Regions from separate parts of the Mus musculus genome. Here regions 1, 2, 3 and 5 are each linked to region 4. The links are chromatin loops, found by intact Hi-C in ENCODE. Cell type or tissue: left cerebral cortex. All regions are shown on one strand. Region 1 has its middle 140 kb from the start of Gm40061. Region 2 has its middle 96 kb from the start of Rap2b. Region 3 has its middle 450 kb from the start of Gm40061. Region 4 has its middle 5.1 kb from the start of Rap2b. Region 5 has its middle 110 kb from the start of Rap2b.

Region 1 (5,000 bases), 180 kb before region 4:
TTCCACATCTCATCTTAGACTATCCTCCATTTCAAGTATTCAGCAGTTAGATATAATTAGTGGCTGGTATTTGGACCACCCAGCTTCAAACTACACCAAAATCCTATTTGCCCGCACACCAAAGAACAAATCCTGCCTGATAGTTATTGAAACAACAACAACTACAAAAAAAAAAAAAAAAAAAAAAAAAAAAAAAAAAAAAACACATATTGAAAGGTAAAGGGAAAGTGAGTAGTCAAGGGGCTAACTCACTAAAAGCACATTCAAAGTAAGCCTTCTGTTACTAAGCGGCATCTGATTCCATTCCTGAGCCTTATCTCCTGAGGACTGTCCCTTCCTCCTATTTTATCCCCAGTCTCATCTTCTCTTCTTTACTTTAAATTTGTTGACTTCCTCAGACCAGCTTTAAAACTTTCTTCCAGACTTCTGGTCCCTGGGAAGTAAGCTATTCTGGTTAGAGTCTCTCCTCTCAGAAGAAAACTGCAAAATAAATAAATTATCTAAGAAGCTTGAGAAGACAGCTACAACTACCAATAAAAGTTAACCATGGCCAGCTAGATGTAGAGAAATAGTTCTAGTTTTTAGATAACTAAAAATAATGATGTGTGTTGCTGGCTAGCAAACTAGAGTGTGTGAGAAACACAAAGATTCCAAGGCCTGAAACTGCAGCATTTATCAGATGTCACATACCTTGAAAGGGTACCACAGCCCACTAGAGCATATAGAACACAAAGAGACAATAGCAAGACCTAGCAATATGTTATCACTTGTTATACAGAACTCATCTGATATGCCATAGCAACGAATGGAGTTGAAAAAAGACTTACAGATATTAGCATATCTTTAAATCTCTTGAATTCTGGAGACTGGAACTGATACCCACCACTCCTCACTTCAGGCTGATTTCTTTCTGTGTGAGATTTTGAGCAGCTCCAAAGCCTGTTAACAGAACCCCAGCCCCATCCTCACCCCCACCCCTCCACCCCCACCCCCAACCCCCACCCCATCCCCATCCCCACCCTGCCTAAGATTCTTGCTGATTGTGAGTCTAAGCTAGCTTCATCTTTCTCACACCCTACTTTCTTTAGTCTCTGTCTGGTAATTTATCTCTGCTTCCTTAGCACCTCCAATTTCTTCTCCATGTTCTTAAAATGTTCCTACTGAGCACATTATCATATTACCACCCTTGGCTGGTGATTAAACGACATCCAGGACCCTACAATTTCAATCTGAAGAGCCACTTCTTTTTACAACACACCCTTGAAATTGCTGAATTGCTGCCTCAAATCTTGCTTGGGGCCAGTAATTTTATTTTCCTAAAATAAATTCCTCACTCACTCATCTCTCTGGTCTGCATTCTGCTGAGTGCCACCCACTTCATCTAAGAAACTGAACAGTGTCTGTTATAACAACCAACCTCATATTGGTGTTCAGTCACAAATGGAAAATCACTTTTGCCTTGAAAGAGTAATTATTTTTGAAACCAAACAACCTGCATTAAACATTCTGGAATCTTCTAGTCTCTCTAGTTTTCATTTGCTCTTATTTAGCTTAAAAAACAAACAAACAAACAAACAAAAACTCTATTTCTACATGTCTAACTACTGAAAATAAGAACAACCACAAAATCAAACAACAGCAAAAACAAAACAAAACAACAACAAACCAACAATAACAAAACCAAAACCAAAAAAGCAAAAAATTTATCTACAACACTTATGAGATGGAACATATGGGTCTGTGTCTTTCATCCAACAACCAATTCATCAACATTCTGGTCCACAAATTCAATGTCCTAAAACTTAATTCAATTTCAATTATGAAACTAGCCTCCTAATGTTTGTTTGTATAGACTTAGACTTTGTAGGCTGGTTCACATATAGCTGGTATCCACTCCAGACCCAGTTGCTTCTAGCTATTCCCGGGGAATTTTATATATCTGTTTGACTGGCTGCAAAGTAAGGATTCATTTGATTTCACTTCCTGTTTAATAATTTGCTGTAACTGCTCACAGAACTCATGGAGATATTTTACTTATATTGATTGGCTTGTTACAAAGGCTATTATAAACCAATCAAGCGAATGAAGAAATAAACAGTTTTACAGTGTGAGATCAAGAAGTGTCTTAAGTTGAAGATTTTGTCTTTTGCACTTAAAGAGCGCTGCCTCCCAGGGCAACCTTGTGGCTCTCTGCCTTAAGACTTTTCTTGGAGGTTTCCTTATATAGTCCCTTTTTATAGAAGCATAGATGTTAAATCATTGACTCTAAGTTGTTCATCTTCAGCCCTGTCTACCTCCTATAGGTCTTCCGACAGAGCTGAAAGTCAGAACCCTTTAACCCATCTCAGTCTTTTCAGTGACAAGCTAAGAAGACCTTAGGGGCTGTCAGGGGACAGTCATCCATTAGCATCCAAACAGATACTTGTCACTCTGGGGAGTCAAAAAATCCTATAAACTTCTCTGTCAAGAACAAAGGGCAAAGACAAAATACCCTGTTCATCCCAGAAATTAAAAGGACATTAGGAGCTCTGTGTTAGAAACTAGGAATACAGACCAAATGTATGCTTAATATTTCACATCTAATTTGGATGGAGATTGAGAATATTCAGCTGCAAGATTGTAAATTCCAAACCTTTATAGATATTAAATCTCTGCTCAAAACAAGCAAATATTTTCTGAAACCAGATGGGCCTTGTCGAATTTGTCCAAGGTGCTATGCTTGTAAGTGTGGAAAATGCAGTCAGAAATTGAGTTTCAGGGAAAGTATTGCTCACTAGTACATTGAGTAGGCGTTGGAACATTCATTCTGGGTAAACTTCTTTACAATGAAATCTGTCAGAAAACAGCTTCTGCAGATACAATACCCCAACTTGCATTTAATTAGTATTTCATGAGCCTTCAAAAAGAGCACTTGCATGGATCAACACTCATGAATATTAACCAGAAATGACAAAAATCTTACAAGTAATTGTTGCCCTGTGAGTGCTTTACTTAGTTAAGCAGATCTTTTGTATTTATCAGCTAAGTCTCAACTGGTTCTTAATTGTTTTAAGAATGAACTAGCTTCCTAATTGGATCCCATGCAGATCACAGCTTGTTGTGAACCTCCACAGCAAAAGAAACTATACAAATATTAAACCACTGGGTAGGACTTTGGGGAAAATTTTAACTTATACCACAGAGTAAAATATGGCCTGGAAGCTTTGATGGAACTACTGGAGAATTTTTGCAAAAGAAAAGCTGGAAAGAAGGAAGGAAGGGAGAAAGAAGGAAGGAAGGAGGGAAGGAAGAGATTTTTAATTCAGAGTCTAGAAAAACTTCCTTTCAGAGGTAAAATCTACATCAGCAGTCTAGCTATAATACTCTATATTCAGCAATCTAAAAACAAATGGAAATCATGAAGGAACTATTATTACTCTTCAAATTATTTCTTCAGTCCTACAATTAAAAATATGTTATATTAACTATTGGGAAAGACAAATATATCACCTTACAGCATTGAGATACTTATTCTAGACCATAAATTTGAATGACAATGGACATGAAAATTAGATTTAGGTTATACCATTTGTGTGTTTTCCAGTATGGACATTAATTTCATAGCCTTTTTTTTCTTGGTACTTTTCTTTACTTACATTTCAAATGTTTTTCCCTTTCCAGGTCTCCTCTTCAAAAACCCCCTATCCCATCCTGTCTTTATTAGGGTATTCCCCCACCCACCCACCCACCCACCCACTCCTGCCTTCATGCCGTGGCATTCCTCTACACTTGGGCATCGAACATCCTCAGGCCCGAGGGCCTCTCTTCCGACTGATGTCCAACAAAGCCATCATCCGCCATGGGTTGCTCATTGTATATTCTTTGGTTGGTGGTCCAGCTCTGGCCAATTGATACTGTTGCAAATCCATGGGGCTGTAAACCCCCTCAGCTCCTTCAGTCCCTTCTCCAACTCCTCCATCAGGGATTCCTAATCTCAGTCCAATAGTTGGCTGCGAGCTTCCTCCTCTGTATTTGTCAGGCTCTGCAAGGCTTCTATCAGCAAGCACTTCCCAGCATCCACAATAACATCCAGGTTTGGTGGCTATATATGGGATGGATCCCCAGGTGGGGCAGTCTCTGAGTGGCTTTTCCTTTAATCTCTGTCCCACACTTTATCTCCATATTTCCTCCTGTAAGTATTTTCTTCACCCTTCTAAGAAGCACTGAAAAATCTACATTTTGGTATTCCTTCTTCTTAGGCTTCATATGGTCTTGGGTATTCTGAACTTTTGGGCTAATATCCACTTATCAGTGATGATATTCTTAAGTTCCATCCCTTTGCCTGTGAATTTCATGAACTCATTGTTTTCAATGGCTGAGTAGTACTCCATTGTGTAAATGTACCACATTTTCTATATCCATTCCTCTGTAGAGGGACATCTGGGGTCTTTCCAGCTTCTGGCTATTATAAATATGGCTGCTATGAACATAGCAGAGCATGTGTCCTTATTACATGTTGGAGCATCTTCTGGGTATATGCCCAGGAGTGGTATATCTGGGTCCTCAGGTAGTACTATGTCCAATTTTCTGAGGAACTGCCAGACCGATTTCCAGAGTGGTTGTACCAGCTTGCAATCCCACCAGAATTTCATAGTCTTTTATGGAAACAGAATAAATAAAGGTATGAATCAAGGCATTTTAAAAATACATTGATGAGCTGGGCATGGTGGTGCATACCTTTAATCACAGCACTCAGAAGGCAGAGGCAGGCAGATTTCTGAGTTCAAGGCCAGTCTGGTCTAGAAAGTGAGTTCCAGGGCACCCAGGGCTATTCAGAGAAACCTTGTCTAGAAAAAACAAAAAACAAACAAACAAAAATTACAGTGATGGAAACATGTAGATAAATATTAACAAGATGGGGAAACCTCAGCCATGGGGCTAAGATGCTATCTGGTGACATTCTTAGTCTTCTGATTGACAAAGAATACACTTTTGTTAAGTTAGTTCATTCCATATGGTTT
Region 2 (5,000 bases), 91 kb after region 4:
GCCTATCTTATAAAACAGAAGAGGGGAACTTTTGAGGAGACTGTACCCCGAGCACCAAGAGTGTCTGTGTCTATGGCACTCTTTACACTCAATTTTTTAAATATTGATGTTCATGGCCATACTGCGGCTGAACGTCATTGTACAGAGCCAGATAGGCCCAATGAGATGGTTAAATGGAAAAATGTCCTTGATAATAAATGGTATGGCCCGGATCCTATCTTGGTAAGATCCAGGGGAGCTGTCTGTGTTTTCCCACAGAATGAAGACAACCCATTTTGGGTACCAGAAAGACTCACCCGAAAAATCCAGACTGACCAAGGAAATACTAATGTCCCTCGTCTTGGTGATGTCCAGGGCGTCAATAATAAAGAGAGAGCAGCGTTGGGGGATAATGTCGACATTTCCACTCCCAATGACGGTGATGTATAATGCTCAAGTATTCTCCTGCTTTTTTACCACTAACTAGGAACTGGGTTTGGCCTTAATTCAGACAGCCTTGGCTCTGTCTGGACAGGTCCAGATGACTGACACCATTAACACTTTGTCAGCCTCAGTGACTACAGTCATAGATAAACAGGCCTCAGCTAATGTCAAGATACAGAGAGGTCTCATGCTGGTTAATCAACTCATAGATCTTGTCCAGATACAACTAGATGTATTATGACAAATAACTCAGCTGGGATGTGAACAAAAGTTTCCGGGATTGTGTGTTATTTCCATTCAGTATGTTAAATTTACTAGGACAGCTAATTTGTCAAAAAGTCTTTTTCAGTATATGTTACAGAATTGGATGGCTGAATTTGAACAGATCCTTCGGGAATTGAGACTTCAGGTCAACTCCACGCGCTTGGACCTGTCCCTGACCAAAGGATTACCCAATTGGATCTCCTCAGCATTTTCTTTCTTTAAAAAATGGGTGGGATTAATATTATTTGGAGATACACTTTGCTGTGGATTAGTGTTGCTTCTTTGATTGGTCTGTAAGCTTAAGGCCTAAACTAGGAGAGACAAGGTGGTTATTGCCCAGGCGCTTGCAGGACTAGAACATGGAGCTCCCCCTGATATATGGTTATCTATGCTTAGGCAATAGGTCGCTGGCCACTCAGCTCTTATATCCCACGAGGCTAGTCTCATTGCACGGGATAGAGTGAGTGTGCTTCAGCAGCCCGAGAGAGTTGCAAGGCTAAGCACTGCAATGGAAAGGCTCTGCGGCATATATGAGCCTATTCTAGGGAGACATGTCATCTTTCATGAAGGTTCAGTGTCCTAGTTCCCTTCCCCCAGGCAAAACGACACGGGAGCAGGTCAGGGTTGCTCTGGGTAAAAGCCTGTGAGCCTAAGAGCTAATCCTGTACATGGCTCCTTTACCTACACACTGGGGATTTGACCTCTATCTCCACTCTCATTAATATGGGTGGCCTATTTGCTCTTATTAAAAGGATAGGGGGAGATGTTGGGAGCCGCGCCCACATTCGCCGTTACAAGATGGCGCTGACAGCTGTGTTCTAAGTGGTAAACAAATAATCTGCGCATGTGCCAAGGGTATCTTATGACTACTTGTGCTCTGCCTTCCCCGTGACGTCAACTCGGCCGATGGGCTGCAGCCAATCAGGGAGTGACACGTCCGAGGCGAAGGAGAATGCTCCTTAAGAGGGACGGGGTTTCGTTCTCTCTCTCTCTTGCTTTTTCGCTCTCTTGCTTTTCTCTCTCTCTTGCTTCTCTCTCTTGCTTTTTCGCTCTCTTGCTTCTCGCTCTCTCTTGCTTCTTGCTCTCTTGCTTCTTGCACTCTGTTCCTGAAGATGTAAGAATAAAGCTTTGCCGCAGAAGATTCTGGTCTGTGGTGTTCTTCCTGGCCGGTCGTGAGAACGCGTCTAATAACACTTCCATAGTGAGAGAAATGATGACTCATGAGAGCCAGCACAGAACTTGGTTCTCTAGATTTTCATCATCATGTTATGAGCACCTAGAGGAGATAAAAATGTGAAACTCCGAAGTAGCAAGCTGGAAGGCAGGAGTGCAGCCAGGGGGCTTTTCAGGATACACTTTGACAGCAAGTTGAGACAGATGCTAAACAGGGAAGGTAGGAATGACATTTGCCAAGTATCTCTCCAGAGGGTGGAGTGAGTCAAGTGTTTTTAAGGAGGCAGTGCTGAGCAGAGTGTCTGTCTGACTAAGAAAAGGCCAGGATGAGTAACTTTTGTTATATAACACAAAGGGACAGGAGCCTTACTGTACAGGAATGTCTGGAATGTCTTTTGTACAAAGCTATAATGGATCTGAAAGAATTAAATTTTAAGATGCATTTTAAGAGGCCAGTGTCAAAGGAAGATATATTTGCTTGGTTTTTGTTTTGTCTTGGTTTTTTTTCTTTTTCCTAATAACAAATGAAATCTACCATGGGATAGTTTTCATAGATTCTTTGGGTGCCACCTAGTGGTGCAAGGGAGGAGAGCAACTGGAAATAACTGAAAAATGAAAACAAATTCTAGTTCCTATGTAGGGAAAAATTGTGTGGTGCAAAGCTGATTTTGAGGGAAAAACCATTAATGCGCACTGGTACAAACCAGGTATTTTGGAGACGCTAGGGGGCTTTGAACTCTAACCTTTCCTTGATTGCCACTGCAGACTGTGCAAGCTTGAGATGAACCTATGACAAACAACACACACAGATGGCAGAAGGAGCATGAGCTTGCAGAGACTATCTGCGCTTTATAGATACAGCGTATCTATTTGCATTTCACAAATGCAGTCCTGGCCTCTCCCAGTAATTATAAACAGTATCAAAATCCTGTTAGATGTTCTCTGCAGAGTTTGAAATGGGTATCAAGAAATTCAAGATATTCGGACTCTATAGCTAGTATAATTCACTCTATCACACTTTTTTTAATAAAAATTGTATGCTTACAATAAAAGAGGAGAAATATCACCCTCTCTGATGAGCTATGTGTGTTATTTGTAAGTTAATTCTTGATATCTATATAGGGAAAGCCTCTGAATCCTAGAGGGTTAATAGTTGCAAAGCCCACCCAAGGTTTTCAACTTTAATGTCCATGACAAACTGGCAGGTGTTTATGCTCCCCTTTGCTGATTCATTGTGTTCTAACTGAGGGGCAAGTCCCTTAAGGTTCTTCATGTCCTGTTATCCCTTTGTCAGCATTATTGGGGTCAGAATAGTTGGCTTAGGTTGGATGTCCATTTGTTACCAATAACAGTGAGAAGAGGGATTTGAAAGCTGATTTTTGCCCTGAATACACAGGAGCCTTGGACGAAATGTTCCTTTCTCTGCTCATTAAAGTCAACTTAGGAATATGTAACTGTTGACTAGGAACACTTACAGTAAAGTCTGTGACTATGCAGTAAATGTATAGACACAGTGAATGACAAGGTGTCATTACTTATAACACTGATCCAGCCAGCCAACCAGAAACTGACCTGTCTTCAATTTATTATCATATGCATAATAAAGCCTCTCCTTTTAAAATTCTTTGAAAATATTTTCCTGTTGTTGTCAATTAACTTCAGAATAGGCCACACAACACTATTATTTTCTTTGGCATCATTTCTTAATGGGAATTTCAAAAGGTAACCATTTTCTTTATCTTTTTATTTTCATATGCTAATTAATAATTAATATTGTTTTTCTCATTGTTGTGACAAACATAACTGAGAGAAGGACTTATTTTAGCCCACAGCTTGGCGGTCATAGTCCATCAAAGCAAGAAAAATATAGGGGTGAGAATTTGAGGCATCTGATTATGTTTTACCCAAACTAAGGAAGCAGAGGAGGATGAATACTAATGTATAGATGGCTCTCTATTGTGTCCCTCTGTGTTTAGTCTAGGACATGCACATGCACGGTACCACACAATTTTAGTGTAGGAGGCATATCCCTCCTTAGTTAAACCCCTCTGGGACATTTCTGGCCCCTGCATCCCCAAATACACACATGTGATTGTACACATACACACACGAGTGCACACACACATGAGCGCGCACACACACACGCATACACATACAGAGAGAAAGACAGAGACAGAGACAGAAAGAGAGAGATGGACAGAGTCAGAGAGACAGAGAGATAGAGAAATACACACACAGTGGTAGGTCTCTCAGGTAATTCCAAATATAGAAAAATCTTTTTTTTTCTTTTCTCTTTATTAGATATTTTCTTTATTTACATTTCAAATGCTACCCTGAAAGTTCCATATACCCTCCCCCTGTCCTGCTCCCCTATCCACCCATTCCCACTTCTTTTTTTTTTTCCATTTTTTATTAGGTATTTCGCTCATTTACATTTGCAATGCTATACCAAAAGTCCCCCATAGCCACCCACCACCTCTCCCCTACACACCCACTCCCCTTTTATGGCCCTGGCATTCCCCTGTACTGGGGCATATAAAGTTTGCGTGTCCAATGGGCCTCTCTTTCCAGTGATGGCCGACTAGGCCATCTTTTGATGCATATGCAGCTAGAGTCAAGAGCTCCGGGGTACTGGTTAGTTCATAATGTTGTTCCACCTATAGGGTTGCAGATCCCTTTAGCTTCTTTGGTACTTTCTCTAGCTCCTTCATTGGGGGCCATGTGATCCATCCAATAGCCGACTGTGAGCATCCACTTCTATGTTTGCTAGGCCCAGGCATACTCTGACAAGAGACAGCTATATCAGGGTCCTTTCAGCATAATCTTGCTAGTGTATGCAATGGTGTCAGCATTTGGAAGCTGATTATGGGATGGATCCCCGGATATGCTAGTGTCTACATGGTCCATCCTTTTATCTCAGCTCCAAACTTTGTCTCTGAAACTCCTTCCAAGGGTGTTTTGTTCCCACTTCTAAGGAGGGGCATAGTGTTCACACTTCAGTCTTCATTTTTCTTGAGTTTCATGTGTTTAGGAAATTGTATCTTATATCTTGGGTATCTTAGGTTTTGGGCTAATATCCACTTATCAGTGAGTACATATTGTGTGAGTTCCTTTGTGAATGTGTTACCTCACTCAGGATG
Region 3 (5,000 bases), 480 kb before region 4:
ATTCACTGATACTTTTTTTTCTCTAGCTAAAAAAAAATGTTATATCCACGTATTATCGTATATATTTGGTACATCTTCAAACACTGCAGTGCCCTGCTAATGTTGGTTTAATTCTTCCTTCCAGTTCACAGAGAAGAAAGCTGATGTGCAAAACTATAGCAACACAAAACAAAGGGTTTTAGAGTTAAGCCTTAGCACCATGCCCTGCTGCCTCGCCACAAAGCTGCTGTAGAAGGATGCTGCATTTTCTGTATGTTCTCAGCCTCTAACAGTAACACACTGATAAGGAAGTTGTAGCCTGGCAGCCCTAAGCCCCCATTTATTTCTGCTGGAACTCCAGCCCCTAGTGGAGACCTTTTTAAGGTCTAAGATCTTGCCAGAGTACACAGACACCCATCCTCATCAGGAACTTCTGATAGTTGTTCCTCTGTAGAATGGACTCTTCTTCGATTCATTGAGGGAGTGGAGCCTGCAGCACATCCATTACTGACTTCAGTCCTGCAAACTACTGAGCTGGCTGATGTTAACATTTACTTTTCTGTACAACAGTGGATGGGTTGAGATAACAACACATATTGTTCTTTGGACTTTTCTCATCAGAGCTCCAACTACTCTGTGATTCTCAAGATTTGCTGCCAAGTTCAGCTTACAGTAGAAGCCCTTCCTTCTGCTCTTTTCACTTAGAAGTTCTAGCGTTTCCCCTTTTTCTCTGACAAATCTGAATATTTTTCATCTCAGCATTGGGTGAAATAGAATTAAGTGTTATCTTCACCTGGGAAAAGTTTCTCTAATACACTGTGAATCAAATCCTCAGATTACTATTTGTAGGTAAATATCTTAAGTAATTTGCCATATACAACTGAATTCTTTCTAGCCTAGAACTCTGATGCATAATGTACTAAATTTCAAAGTAGATTGCTAGTATATGTATATACTAGCACATATATATACACATATATTTATATATTGCATAGTGTCTACTATATAGTTAGTATATAATATATTATATAATATATATTATACATAACTATATTTTATAGCATATAATTACAGTATATAATATATAGTATATAGTATATACTAATATATACTAGACCCTATGCACTATACTATATTCTACATATATATTTATATAGAGATATAAATATATATTATATTGCCATAGTGATTTTTTTATGTTATTTGAAAGAAATTGGGTGGCGTATGCCCTATTTTAACTTTGTTATAAATATAACATATATATATAATATAACATATATACTATATGTGATTATATTTTTTATTTACTAAATTTCTAAAAGTGTTCAAGCCAGCTGCAAAACTGCTGGTATCTAGAACTAAACCACGATGGGGATATGCACAGGATAGGAATATTCAATGCTACAAATGAGGGTTCCCCTAAGCCCAGCCTCAGCCCACAAGAACCCTTTGCTAACTGTTCAACCTGCACTGCTGCACTCCCTCTCATTTGGTTAAGGACTGAAGGATGTGGAGGAGGGGAAATCACTGAAGGCTTTACTTGAAATAAGGACGCACTCACTTTCTGTGAATCCAAACACTCCCCCTTTATGTTCACTGTTATCTTGTTCCTAGTCATCCATCTTTGGGGGAACAGGAGAAGCATGAGAATGCTTTCTGCATCATTTTACATTCAAATTGGTAAAATCAAAAATAAATACTTGAAATCAAGAGTATTTTGTATTACCATCGTGATTTTGATTTTACCAGCTTGTATCCAATGATAAGTGAAAGAAATTGGGAGGCCTCTCTGCTTTATTTGAGCTGTTATAGTTTAGATTTACAACAATGTTTCTCAGCACTACAGTATTATTTCAATTACTTGGATATCTGTCAGACTATTCCCTTGCCAGTCCCTTCCCAGATCAGCTCAGATTTCAGAGGTGGGGTACTTGTATAGATTGGGTCTGAAATGTTTCCAAGGGCCTAGGTGTTTACAGCTTTGTTCCTGATCATGGTACTAAATGGAGGCAGTAATGTATTTGAAAGGTGGTTTGGACTAGAAGGCAGGTAAGTCACTGTGTATGTCATTGAAGGGGATATTGTGGTTTTTCTGTTTCTAATTAGATTATTTTAAACTTATTTTCTCAGTAATAAAAAGCTAAGATATCTATTGTCTAATATCCCAAAATATATTAAGTTCTCAGGTAACAATAATATGTGCTCAGATATAGCAACCACTGTATAGTTTCAATTTTCATACGTGATTAAATTATGGTCCATGTGTAAATTAAGTCGGGACAAGATTAGTTTTCTAAAACATCGTCGTGTATCAAAGTAAACCACTGAAAATTAAGTATTTCAAGTATTACTTTTATTGATTTAAAATATTTAAAAATTATTCTTGAAATAATATTTTATGTTTATAAATAGGTGTTTTGCTGCATGTATGCCTGTGCACCACATGTATGCAGTGCCTTCTGAGGCCAGAAGAGGGCAGTATATCCTCTGTAATCCAAAGGAGTTATCACCTGCCATGGGCATTCTGGGACTAGAACCCTCTGAAAGAGTAAGAAGTGGTTTGTTTGTTTGGTTGGCTGGTTTTAGTTATTTATTTACATTTCAAATGTTGTTTCCCTTCATGGTTCCCCTCCAAAAGCCCCCCACCCCATCCCCCCTACCTGTTATCTCTATGAGGGTGCTCCTCCACACACCCATCCACCCACCCACTCCTGATCCACTGCTCCAGCATCCACCTACTCTGGGGCATCAAACCTTCACAGGACCAAGGGCTTCCCCGCTCAATGATGCCAGATAAGGCCATCCTCTGCTACATATATAGCTGGAGCCATAGATCCCTCCATGTGTACTCTTTGGTTGGTAGTTTAATCCCTGGGAGCTCTGGGGAGTCTGGTTGGTTGATATTGTTGTTCTTTCTATGGGGTTGCAATCCCCTTCTGCTACTTCGGTCCTTCCCTTAATTTATCCATTGTTATTCTTAACCAAGGAGCCATCTCGCCATCTCCTGTTTCTGCATGTTTTAACAATGTACTGTTTGTATTTAGTTTATCTTAAAGATTTAGGAAAGGCATACATGTAACAACAGTAGAGGGATGGGCCAGTTGGTAAAGAGCTCATTCAAAAAGCTTGAGTGTCTGAGTCCAGATTTCCATCATCAACAAAAATGCAAACATAAATCGTTGGGAGGCAGAGGTGGGAAGACTCTTAAAGCTCATTGCCAAAGTATTACACAAAAGTAATGACTGTTGAAATGAAAAGAATGAAAACCTAGATAAATATCAGACACCTGGACTAGATGGCAAATTTTGAAATGCAAGGTAGCTTTGGAAATATATCACATTTATTCAAAGAAACACAGAGAATTACATTTGTATCATTATGAAAGCATCCTGCTTTTCTAAATGTTGCATCTAAATTTCTAATATAGGATCATAACACTCCCTTCAAAAGTAGGCTCAGTCTTTTCTTTTTGATGAACATTCTCTAGAAATGACCATTAATTCTGGTTTTGTCTCCTCTAGTTTGTGAGGAAAATCCAATTAATAGGCAAAAGGGAATGTTCTCACAATAATACTTCATTTTAATAGCAAATGCATTTTAGCACAATTACCACATTCATTTCATTCATGTAAGAGGGGTTAAAGACAATTTACCTTCAGAGTTCCTATGATGAAGTGGATTATTAGAAATTATAAAAATCACATTAAAATGAAGTCACAAGGGACTGAACTCCAGAAAGCAATTTTCTGAACGATCATGCAGGTAATTTAAGGTTTTAAGGAACTTGACTGTCAATATTCTCATGAAGAATCAGAATAAACATAAACAATGCAGACTGGAAATGACACTGAAATGTTTAGTTAATTGCAGGTTTCTTTTAGTTGAACTATGACTTCTCTCCAGTGTTATTTAGTACAGCTGACAATGATGTGACAACTATATATCTCTAACTATTTGTTCTGAGAAAGATGAAAACATTTCCCTGTCTGAGTAATGACGGAGAGGACTTTGAAATGTTCATGGAAAGTATGGCTCTGTTGTTACAGGCCAGTGTGGGAGCAACTTGAAGGCTTGATATCTTTGAGATTATGTTCGGGAAATCACTGAACAAAAGGCTTTAATAAAGGATAACACAGGATCAAAGAGTAAATGTAGCGCAATTGTACTATTAAGCATCTATATACACAGCTTATGAAATTTTGTGGACTGGACACACCTGTGTAGTCATTGCCTTAAGTCCCATCATTCTAAACTGAATTCCTCAGAACTGTGATTGGCCTGCTTTCATTAATCTAAATGAAATAAAGCTGCCTGTAGTTATTTATGTTTTCTTCATTTTACTCAATAATCTGCTTTCAGATGCCTCTAAGTTGATGTTGCCAGTAAGTTTTTCTATAGTCTTGTATTGAAAGAACAGTCTGCAGATTTATTTATTTCTCCTATTTGTAAGCATTAGGATTGCTTCAATGTTTCAATGGGTTTCTTCCTTCCTTCCTTCCTTCCTTCCTTCCTTCCTTCCTTCCTTCCTTCCTTCCTTCCTTCCTTCCTTCCTTTTGTTCTTCCTTCCTTTTTCTTTCTTTCATTACTGGAAAATCTTAATATACAGCTCAGTCTGACTTTGTAGCTCCAAGTGGTCTAACATTTGTTATTCTTTTGCTTCATCCCCCAAGTACTGGGGATGTTAGGTAGACACCACTATGCCAGTCCTGTTCCAGGTCTGTTAATACATTAATTAATATGGTTTTACTTTGTGCATGTTATTTGGTGCACGTGTTTACCCATTTCTCTTAAGTATACAGTTCCTTAATGATTCCTGAGTTGTAAGTATATATTCAGATTGTTACATACTTAACATTATTTTCATGTATGAATTTCAGTAGTAAGTACCAAAGAAAACTTGTATGTATATAAAAATTGTATATTCAGAACTGGGGTAGAGATTTCTTAGTGGTTGAGGGTGCTTTTTCAGCAATCATGCAGTCTGAAGCCAAGATCTAAACATACACAACACAAAGACACAC
Region 4 (5,000 bases):
CTACTACCCTGCCTGAGCAACGGGACAGCCCCATCTAGAAGAGATATCCATGTAGACAAGTAGACCATACTACCGAAGCTTGATGGCTTTTTCTTTCTTTTTTATTTTTTTAAGATGTATTTATTATTATATGTAAGTACACTGTAACTGTCTTCAGACACCAGAAGAAGGCTTCTTCAACAACAGAAAAAAAAAAAAAGTTGCCATTTGAAAACATTCTATTTGGCATTTTTTTAGTAGCAGTTTTTAAACTATATCCCAATTATTTCCCTCAAATAAGATATACACAGGGAATTATGATTTAATATGAAGCCACGGCCCAAAAATTTTAGGAGGGGTGCCAGAGACTGAACCATTGTTTACTGTGATAATTAAGTGGCATACCATTGAACTATGTACTCAGCAATGTATGTGTATGTATGTGTTGAGAGTAGCTAGGCTAACAGGCCTGGATTGCTTAACTTAGCTTAAAGCATACATATTTTAAAGTTAATCACTTCCTTATATCATAGTTTTGTTTGTTTTGATTTTTTAATGAGTCATTATCTGCCCCATGGTATAAGGATTTATAGAACTAAGTCTGATTACCCTAACCACCATGTAAAACGTTAGAAGGCATTACCACACCTGGTTTATCTTAGAGCCTCCAATGGTTCATGATATTTATTATGATAAGAGACCCTCAATAAATATCCATCAGTACATAGGTAAATTGTTGCTCTTATGAGCTCTATCTGTGGTAGAAGGTTTTGATAATCCTTGATAAGCCATAGCAACTCCTTGGTCCAAAGAATATATATATATAGTTATATATCCTAATGGCCAAGTCTCTGAGTCCTGAAAATGCTGGAGAAATGACAACCAAGAAACCACACTGTCTTGAGTGACTACATAGAAATAATGCTGCCCTCAAGAGAGGCATTCAAGCTTCAGAGGGCAAATGCCCTCTGTGAAGAAGACACTGTCTTCTGATAATGTGAAAAGGAAAACAGCCTAAAGGAATTCACATAAGGGCAGCCTAGCTTTAAACAGATGCCCATACTTGATCTCCCCATTCACAGGACAGTTGCTAGGTCCCTTGCGAGATGTAGCTCTGGGCCTGCAAGGAAAGCAGGGATGCTACAAGGTGATGCTAAAGCTCTCAAGCAGAAAACTGCTCAGTTACACAGCCCATCTGTACAAAGGAGCTGATTTAACTGTGTCTGTAGATCTCCCAGAGCTAACTGCAGGTACACAAATCATTCTAAACTCTCCTCATTTAGAAAATCCCCAGAGTAAGTTGGTAGTGATGACGAAATTTTAAAGTAGAAGACTAATGAATTTGCAGAGTTCTCAAATGGTCCATCTCAAAGTCATTGAACTTCTGATCCTAGGACCACCTCGCTGCTTGAGGGTTTTAGCAAAGATACTTTGATAATAACCAACCGGAAGCTTCTCTGAAAATATTTTCTAATTTAAGCAGTCATTGATTCATAGGGTTGGTGGTACGCTTTGGATGGTCAACATATTTCGCATTACTTCATAGACCGATTTGAGCAGCCATTGAAAGAACAAGCATTGGCCAGTCTTGATGAGCTCTTGAAATCTTTGTTATCTTAAACCATCAGGAATAGCTTAGAATTATGACCAAGGTGAAAAGAGTCCTGCTCTGTCTTATTTCTGCAGTGACTACGCCTGTCTGGGTTTACTTGTACGTTGATCTTGTATTATTATTATTATTATTATTATTATTATTTCAATTATTCTTAAAAATAATGTGCATGAAATAATTTTAAATTAAATATCCTCTGTACAAAATGTACACACACAATATTAGGAAAATAATTTCAATGATTATCTCATTTGTCTCTTTTTATCAATCTGGTATTGCACATTATGCTCAGCAAATAAATTAATATACCTGTTAATATTGGGAATAAAATCTATTCATCTTAATAAAGAAGTTGTCCTGGACTGAGATGTCCTGAGGCTGGATGAGTATCATGATTCAGTAGATTTGGACCCATCCTGTTATATGCCCGTTTTGAATGGCTTGGCATATGTTAATTCTTTCAGTCAGTTTTAGAAAACAAGGTCAAAGTCCCTTCTCTCTCTCTTTTCTTTAAAGATTTAAAGATTTATTTTATTTATATGAATACACTGTAGCTGTCCAGAAGATTGTGAGCCTTCATGTGGCTGTGGGGGAATTGGGACCTCTGCTCACTCTGGTCATCCCTGGTCCCTTAGGCCCAAAAATGTATTTATTATTATTCATAAGTACACTGTAGTTGTCTTCAGACACACCAGAAGAGGACATCAGATCTCATTACGGGTGGTTGTGAACCACCATGTGGTTGCTGGGATTTGAACTCAGGACCTTCAGAAGAGCAGTCGGTGCTCTTAACCGCTGAGCCATCTCTCCAGCCCTGAAGTCCCTTCTCTTCACTTGATCTTAGCCAAAAGGCCGAGAAGCGATTGAAGTCCCTTCTCTTAAAGGTAAATTATCTGACCTTTTGTTTTGGGTCATCTGCCAGAGTCCCTTATCTATGGGGAAGACCCGTGCTCCTCTTGCTATTGGGTCTCAGATCTGCCAGAGACTTCATCTATGGGAAAGACCTGTGCTCCTCCTGCAGCACAACTTTATTTGGTGAAGGTACAAAGGAAGCTCGTGGAAGGAAGCATTTAGAGAGATTTAGTTGATCTAGGTTTTCTTGGTTTGAAAGAGCCACCTCAAACCCCCGTCTGTTTAAGATTCCTCTCCTCAGAATGTTCTGTTCCAGAGAACCAAATATAGAAATAGGAGAAATTGCTTAGCTCCATTACAAAGAATTTGTCTCTCTTTCTTTTCCCTCACAAACCACTGGATGAAAGGAGCCCCCATTTCTCCCTGCAGGGATGCCTGCACACCACTTCCCGACACAGTTGAAGCCTATCAGCCCTCTGCAGTGGTGACTCCTCCAACTCCTTCAGCCTGTGGTTCAGAGGGAGACAATGAGGGCCTGTGCAAAGGAACGGAAGTTGCACTTGTAAATCATCACCAGCAGTGGGGTCTGCTTTATAGAATCTGCCTAATGGGGACTCTGTTTTACTGGGAATTACATAATCGAGCAGAAAGTAGTATAAAAAAAGATTTGCGAGCTATAGCTTAGGAAGACCGTACCTCAAAGCAGAAAACAGTTTTGTGTTTATTGGTTTCAGGTCTGTTAGTAATGCTTGTAGGAAAATATATTTAAAGCCTGCTATGTACCAAAAGATTACTGTTATTTATTCAACATTTGTAATAAGGTCATATGACTGCTAAATATATTTTTAAAGTTCCTTTCTGTTAAGAGATTTCTATCCTTAAAAATCTTAACTGTTTTATACAAACAATCTTGTGGGATTAAAAAAAAGGAGTAACCCTTAAAAACTGATAAATATTTGTGGGTTTTGTGTAAGTTGAATATTATAAGTGAATGCTTCGAACGTTTGCTGTAAAGGGCTACAGTATAAATATGTCGGGTTTTTTTTTTTTTTTGTTTTTGTTTTTGTTTTGTTTTGTTTTGTTTTTTTTTTGGCCACTCTACCTCTTTACTACTTGTAAGCGTCATCTAGCATACAAGCCTCCTTAGACAATATGCAAATAAACGGTCATGGCAGAGTGCCAACAATACTTCCTTTGTGGAAACAGGTGGTGGACTGCATTTGGCTTGCAAGCCCATGGTTTGTTGATTTCTAAACCATGAATTGAAGAGGATGGGAGGAAAAATCCTTATTTGTTGCCAGAACGTGTTTAAATAAAAATGGACTACTAGTCTGTCAATGGATGTAGTTACACTTTTGGCTATAATCAATGGGAAATCACTTGTCAAATAGCAAGTATTTATCAACAGATGAAACTCAGTTTATATAATTTATAAATGCTCATATTGCTATTCTTACACAAATGTCAAAGGCATTAGCTAGGTTATATTATCTTTATTTCTTTCTTATTTATTTTCAAATAATTGATTTTCAATTCACTATTTTTAATAATTTTGATTATATTTGTCATATAATATGTTGCATATATATATACCATACTATACATATAAAATACATAAGTATTACACATATTATATAAAGTCACATATATATGAATATTAATGAAATTATTTCCTAGGTATATGTAAGTACACTGTAGCTGTCTTCAGACACCTCAGAAGAGGGCATCAGATCTCATTACAGATGGTTGTGAGCCACCATGTGGTTGCTGAGATTTGAACTCAGAACCTTCGGAAGAGTAGTCAGTGTTATAACCCACTGAGCCATCTATCTCTCCAGCCAGTATAGTTCATTTTATAACCATGTATTATACATGTTGAAAAAAAACCAAAAAAACCCCTTCAGACATTTTAATTGATTTTGATCTGACATACTTGAAAGGAATTATTGCCACCTAAATTTTTGAGAAAGTGCATTGGGATGTTCATAAATTCAAGTACCCAATGTTAATAACCTAGCATCTTTGTGCCATGTGCAACACAGACATGTGATAAGCAACTTTGGAAATATATTTACTTACCTTGGAAATAATTTCATTAATTTGTGATTAGCTTTTGATTTTAAATGGCTTTTAAATTAAAAATTTAAAAATATTCTTTTCCTGAATTTTCCCTTTTCCTATTGGGTGTCCTTTGTGAATTTCATGCCACAAGAAGGAAGTCTCCTTAGTTTTCATAAGCTGGTATTTTCTTCTAGCATGTGTATGGGTTATGTGTTGGCTTACTATTCAAATGAAGAAAAAGACATAAAATAGAAACCCGAGTAATGGGATGTTCAAGGAACAACAGTTTCTATGGAGAAGGAAGAGGAATCTAAGAATATGGATCAGAGGAGGAAGTGTCCTTCCTCTGGAAAGAGATAGAAAAGCCCAGTGACCCGAAGATGAGCTGACATCCCCAAAATCAATGCACTGCAAACAACCTCAGCATCACTAAAAAATGGCAATGTGCCTGCTGGAAAGGGGAGCAGCCAGGTATGAGTGGATGGGTGGAGAGTCC
Region 5 (5,000 bases), 100 kb after region 4:
TGACTTTAAAAGCACAGGCAACAAAAGGCTTGACAACTGAGATTACATAAAGCTAAGAAATTTATTCCCAGCAAGTAAAACTATCTATAGAGTGACGCATCAGCCTGCAGGACAGGAGAGAATATCTGTATTTTATTTACTTCTGAAGGGTTTACATCTAGAACTTCAAAACCCTCAACTATAATAGTTATCACCATCATTAATATCACTGTCACCACCATCATCTGATTGAATGATGGACAGATGACCCGCTTACTCATTTGTCAAAAGACATACAGGTGACTAACAAATATATTATAAATTTTGAACCACAGAGGCCATGAGGGAAATGCACATCAACATGACATAGACACATTGTCATCCAACTAGAATGACCCCTACATGAAAGAAATTCTGGCAGGAATATGTGGAATGAGGAAAGCTCATAACCTGTTAGCGAGGTTGTAAATTTGTATAGTCACCCTAGAAAAAGTGTGGAAATTTCTCGGACAAATAGGAAAACAAACCTGCTCCATGACCCAACAATTTCACTACTGGATGCAAAACTAAAGCAGTGAATTCCACTTATCAAAGAGACCTACACTCCTGTGCATATAATGACATCACTCACAGTAATCATGATCTGTAACTAGACTTGGTTGCCACCAAGCAGGCAATGGATGAAGAAAGTATAGCATGTGTACATCTTGAAATACAATGTAGTCATAAACATAGCTTTCATTTCAGCAGTATGAACATTAGGGTGAGTGAAAAAATTTAGGGACAGAAAGACAAATTGACCCTTTACATGTGGAGAATTAAAGCTGATCTTAGAAATAGAATACATCAGACCAGAGCCTGGGCACATTGCCAATGGACATAGAAGTACAGCTAAGGCCCAAGAACAAGGGCTAGTGGCAGAGTAATTGGGCACTATATGCAGTCCCCTAGATTCACTCTCCAGCATCACAGATTAGGCAACTGGGTGAAGATATAAGAATATTCTCTATAAGATAAATAACCTTGAATGTTCAAAAAGACAGAGGGGGACATTTGGTAGTGACATAGAAACCTAGTGCAGGGAAAACTCTCTGAAACCTACAAGTGTGACCATAGTGAAGTCTCCATGTAATGGAGGCAATGCCCCCCTGCCCCCATTGGTTATTTTCTATAATGAAGCAAGGCTCTTAGCAGTGGCACTAGGGCATCAACCCAGTTACAAAACTTTGACCTAGAATCTGCCATGTTTGCAAGATGTGGTAGGGTAAACATGGCACAAAACGTCTGGGAGTGACCAACCAATGACAGGTCTAACTTAAGGCCCAGACAATGAGAGGGAGCACATACCTTGCTGGCCAAGAACCAGAGGAACAGACAACTCAGGAGCCCAGGACAGAACTAAACATAACTGACAAAACAAAATAAAACAAAACATCATCAACAACAACAAAACAAAACACAACAACATATCCACAAAATCAATCAACCAACCAATCAACTCAGTCAATGAAATAATTCCTAATAATATTCTGCTATGAGTTTCTGAGCAGATATCACCTTGTTGTTCCACCGTGCAGATGGGGGGCACACCTCAGCCAGAATTGCTTCTATTCTACCCCACATAGATTCATAACCTGTGACCAATTATTTCCCTTACTTTCTTTGCAATCTCTCTTTCCACTACTCCTTGCACTGCACTCTGACAGCAAAAAACAAACAAACAAACAAACAAGCAAACAAAAAAATATTGCTCCCAGCTCCTACACTATGCCTTACACTTTAAAGGCATTTATTTTAAATGCACTTTGTGAATGATTATGTTAATAAACATTTAGAAATTGAAAGAAGGAAAGAAAGAGAGAGAGAAAGAAAGAAAGACAGAGAGAAAGAAAGAAAGAAAGAAAGAAAGAAAGAAAGAAAGAAAGAAAGAAAGAATGAGAGAGAGGGGGGGAGGGAGGGAGGGAGGGAGGGAGGGAGGGAGGGAGGGAGGGAGGGAGGGAGGAAAGAAAGAAAGGGAAGGAAGTAAAGGGGGAGGGAGGGAGGAAGGAAGAAAGAAAGACAGAGAGAAAGAAAGAAAGGGAAAAAAGAAAGAAAGAGAGAGAGAGAGAGAGAGAGAGAGAAAGAAAGAAAGAAAGAAAGAAAGAAAGAAAGAAAGAAAGAAAGAAAGAAAGAAAGAAAGAAAGAGAACAGTGAAGAAGGGTTTCTTTGGATGGTGACAGCTAGGAGAGAGGACTGCTAGTGTTCCCAACACAGAGAAATGAGAATTACTTGAGAGCAGATACAGCATCTACCCTGATTTGACCGTTTCATATTAAATGCTCATATTGAAATATCACATTGCATTTCATAAATATATGTTTTTGTGTTATAAATCCATGTGTGTATATTAAAATGATTGTAGATATTCCTGTTATCTCTGCTAATCATAATTATTTCTTTATATAACTGAGAAAAGCAAAACACACTTTCCTTATGTATTTTCATCCACAAAATAAAATAGCAAGGCTTTGGAGATTATAAAGCGACATAAAGGCCACTGGTAGTTGTTTTCCTAGTTGCCTTGTGTCTACTAATGAGGGCCTCAGTGATGATGTGTCTTTGTGCTGTATGGACATGCATTATGCAGTGTTGCTGATGTGTGAAAGTCCGCCCCACTATGCAACTTTCATCTTGCATTTATCCATGAGGCATCTGCAGCTCAACCTCTTCATGCACACTTTGTCAAAGGCATTATGTGATAAAGGACATTTTGATCCCATAGCCCACTGATTTTTCAAACATACCTAATTTACATTAATTCTTCCTTATTCAAAATGTTGCTATAATGGATTATTGCACCTTTGATTTGAAGAGTATTGAGATCACGTCCTAAAAAACAAATGGATTTGAAACTTTGATTTCTCTTAGTACAGTGCTAGGAGGTCAAAACCCGAGTGATAACCTTGAGCTCTTTGTTCCTTTCTTTCCCCATGTGCTCTCAAGATCCCCCACCTTAGCTCTGCAATCGTTTTGTTCAACCTGTCTCTTCTGTTCATGTTGATATAATGCACTCAAAGCAAGCTCTGCCTCCTCCGTTACCATGGAAATACTGTCTTATTTTTGTAATCTTTCTTCATCACATTATGCATCCATTCAATTCTGTAAGGGCTTTACATTCTGATTTCACATATCTTAACAAAGAAGTCTCTCTGCAAAATTAACCTCTGACCTTTGCTGTCTACTGCAGTAACCTTGCACTATTTGCTAAGATACATAAGCTTTCTCCCAAAGCTGTATGCATCCGTAGGTGGAAGAGAGAATAAATGGAGTAGTTAGAAAAATTCTATTTTCTATAGTTCAATTTCTACAGTTGTGATGTGTGTCCTTACATGGTATTGTGTAACTGGCTGGGCAGGGTCATGAAAAATTTGTCAACCGAAAAAAGCTTTTGAACATTCAATGACCAAAATTAATTCAAAAAGCATATGTGTCATGAATCCAAAGTGTTGTCATGCAATGCCAACAGACACTGCCTGACACACCTCAGCTCAGGTTCCAGACTGTTGTGTGGATATTGCAGTGTTATTACTGTACCAAGTTTTCTGTTCTTTTATAAACATGATGGTCTAATGAAGAAGAATGAAGGCTTCGAATATTTCCCTACTATGATCCTTCTCTATTTTTGGAATGTATTGTTGGAGTTTAAAAATTGGTTTGATTTGGTTACTTGAGTTTCATATAAGATCATTAAGTAGATGTTGGTTTGTGATTAGGACAGAATCTCCAAAAATATCTGAAATATTTCTAAACATATGTCTGTCATTTTGTAGTATGTACTGTTGTGAAATGGCCTTCTCAGCAGGGATGACAATACTGAAATATCAGTTGTATATTCAGGGTTCTCTAGAGTCACAAAACTTATGGGTAGTCTCTATATAGTAAAGGACTTTGTTGATGACTTACAGTCTGTAGTCCACCTCCCAACAATGGTCAGCAGCAGCTGTGAATGGAAGTCCAAGGATCTAGCAGTTACTCAGTCCCACACAACAAGCAGGCAAAGGAGAGAAAGAGTGTAAATCTTTCTTTTTCCAATGTCCTTATGTAGGTCTCCAGCAGAAGGTATAGCCCAGATTAAAATTGTGTGCCACCATGACTTTAATCCCAGATGACCTTGAACTCAGAGGTCTCCCTGTCTTAATTTTCTGGAATTCATAGCCACTATGCCTCAAGATTTCTGTGTCAAGATCCAGGTAAGAAACTTGTATCTCCCAGCCTCCAGATTAGGATCACAGGTGAGCCTCAAATTCTGGATTGTAGTTCATTCCAGATATAGTCAAGTTGACAACCAGGGATAGCCACTACATCAGTCAACCCTGAAAAATGTTGAAGGTGGTCTATATATCCTACGGTAACAAATGTTCAGCCAAGATTTACTTCTTTATGTAATATTAAAAAGTACACTAACTCATTAGTATGTAAATTTCCTGTTCTCTTTATCATATACCAAAAATGTATTGAAAAATAAACTCCTTTATGACTTGTCAGCAGTAAATGTTTGGCTTATTTCCCTATTTCATATCCCCAGGGTCATGGGAAACTTTGTCAGAAATAAAGGGGCCCTGAGTGAATGTGCTTAAGAAGCTCTGGTCTCTGGAAAGAAGACAGAATTTTCAACAAGTGGTGCTGGCACAACCGGCAGTTTTCATGTAGAAGAATGTGAATTGATCCATTTTTATCTCCTTGTACAAAGCTCAAGTCTAAGTGGATCAAAGACCCCCACATAAAACCAGAGACACTGAAATTTATAGAGGAGAAAGTGGGGAAAAGCCTCAAAGATATGAGCACAGGGGAAAAATTCCTGAACAGAACAGCAATGGCTTGTGCTATAAGATCAAGAATCAATAAATGGGACCTCATAAAATTGCAAAGCTTCTGTAAGGCAAAAGACACCGTCAATAAGACAAAAAGGCAACCAACAGATTGGGAAAGGATCTTTAACTATCCTAAATCAGATAGGGGACTAATATCCAATATATATAAAG

The links. Hi-C counts contacts between places; a loop is a spot of excess contacts. Peaks named below come from ENCODE experiments on the same cell type or tissue, not always from the same donor. Only the 100,000 strongest peaks of a DNase experiment are listed, where the experiment ranks them.
Region 1: it touches region 4 in a loop (4-fold over the local background); 2 of 42 quality-filtered maps call a loop at or near these places.
Region 2: a loop joins it to region 4, with 5 times the contacts of the local background. A loop is called at or near these places in 9 of 42 quality-filtered maps.
Region 3: it touches region 4 in a loop (2.0-fold over the local background); 2 of 42 quality-filtered maps call a loop at or near these places.
Region 5: it touches region 4 in a loop (2.5-fold over the local background); 8 of 42 quality-filtered maps call a loop at or near these places.

What each region holds. Positions count from the first base shown.
Region 1 is chr3:61,533,689-61,538,688 of GRCm38, reverse strand. No RefSeq gene overlaps it. Among named protein-coding and RNA genes, the nearest start is that of Gm40061, 140 kb to the right of the region's middle. In left cerebral cortex, no CTCF peak of the experiment used is centred here; DNase peaks (open chromatin) are centred at 1,291 and 2,767.
Region 2 is chr3:61,266,275-61,271,274 of GRCm38, reverse strand. No RefSeq gene overlaps it. Among named protein-coding and RNA genes, the nearest start is that of Rap2b, 96 kb to the left of the region's middle. In left cerebral cortex, CTCF peaks have their summits at 2,228 and 2,430 (motif pointing left); DNase peaks (open chromatin) are centred at 2,086 and 2,409; H3K27ac peaks cover 815 bases.
Region 3 is chr3:61,837,265-61,842,264 of GRCm38, reverse strand. No RefSeq gene overlaps it. Among named protein-coding and RNA genes, the nearest start is that of Gm40061, 450 kb to the right of the region's middle. In left cerebral cortex, a CTCF peak has its summit at 2,445 (motif pointing right); a DNase peak (open chromatin) is centred at 2,453.
Region 4 is chr3:61,356,930-61,361,929 of GRCm38, reverse strand. No RefSeq gene overlaps it. Among named protein-coding and RNA genes, the nearest start is that of Rap2b, 5.1 kb to the left of the region's middle. In left cerebral cortex, no CTCF peak of the experiment used is centred here; DNase peaks (open chromatin) are centred at 2,855 and 3,626; H3K27ac peaks cover 805 bases.
Region 5 is chr3:61,253,457-61,258,456 of GRCm38, reverse strand. No RefSeq gene overlaps it. Among named protein-coding and RNA genes, the nearest start is that of Rap2b, 110 kb to the left of the region's middle. In left cerebral cortex, no CTCF peak of the experiment used is centred here; DNase peaks (open chromatin) are centred at 2,628 and 3,102.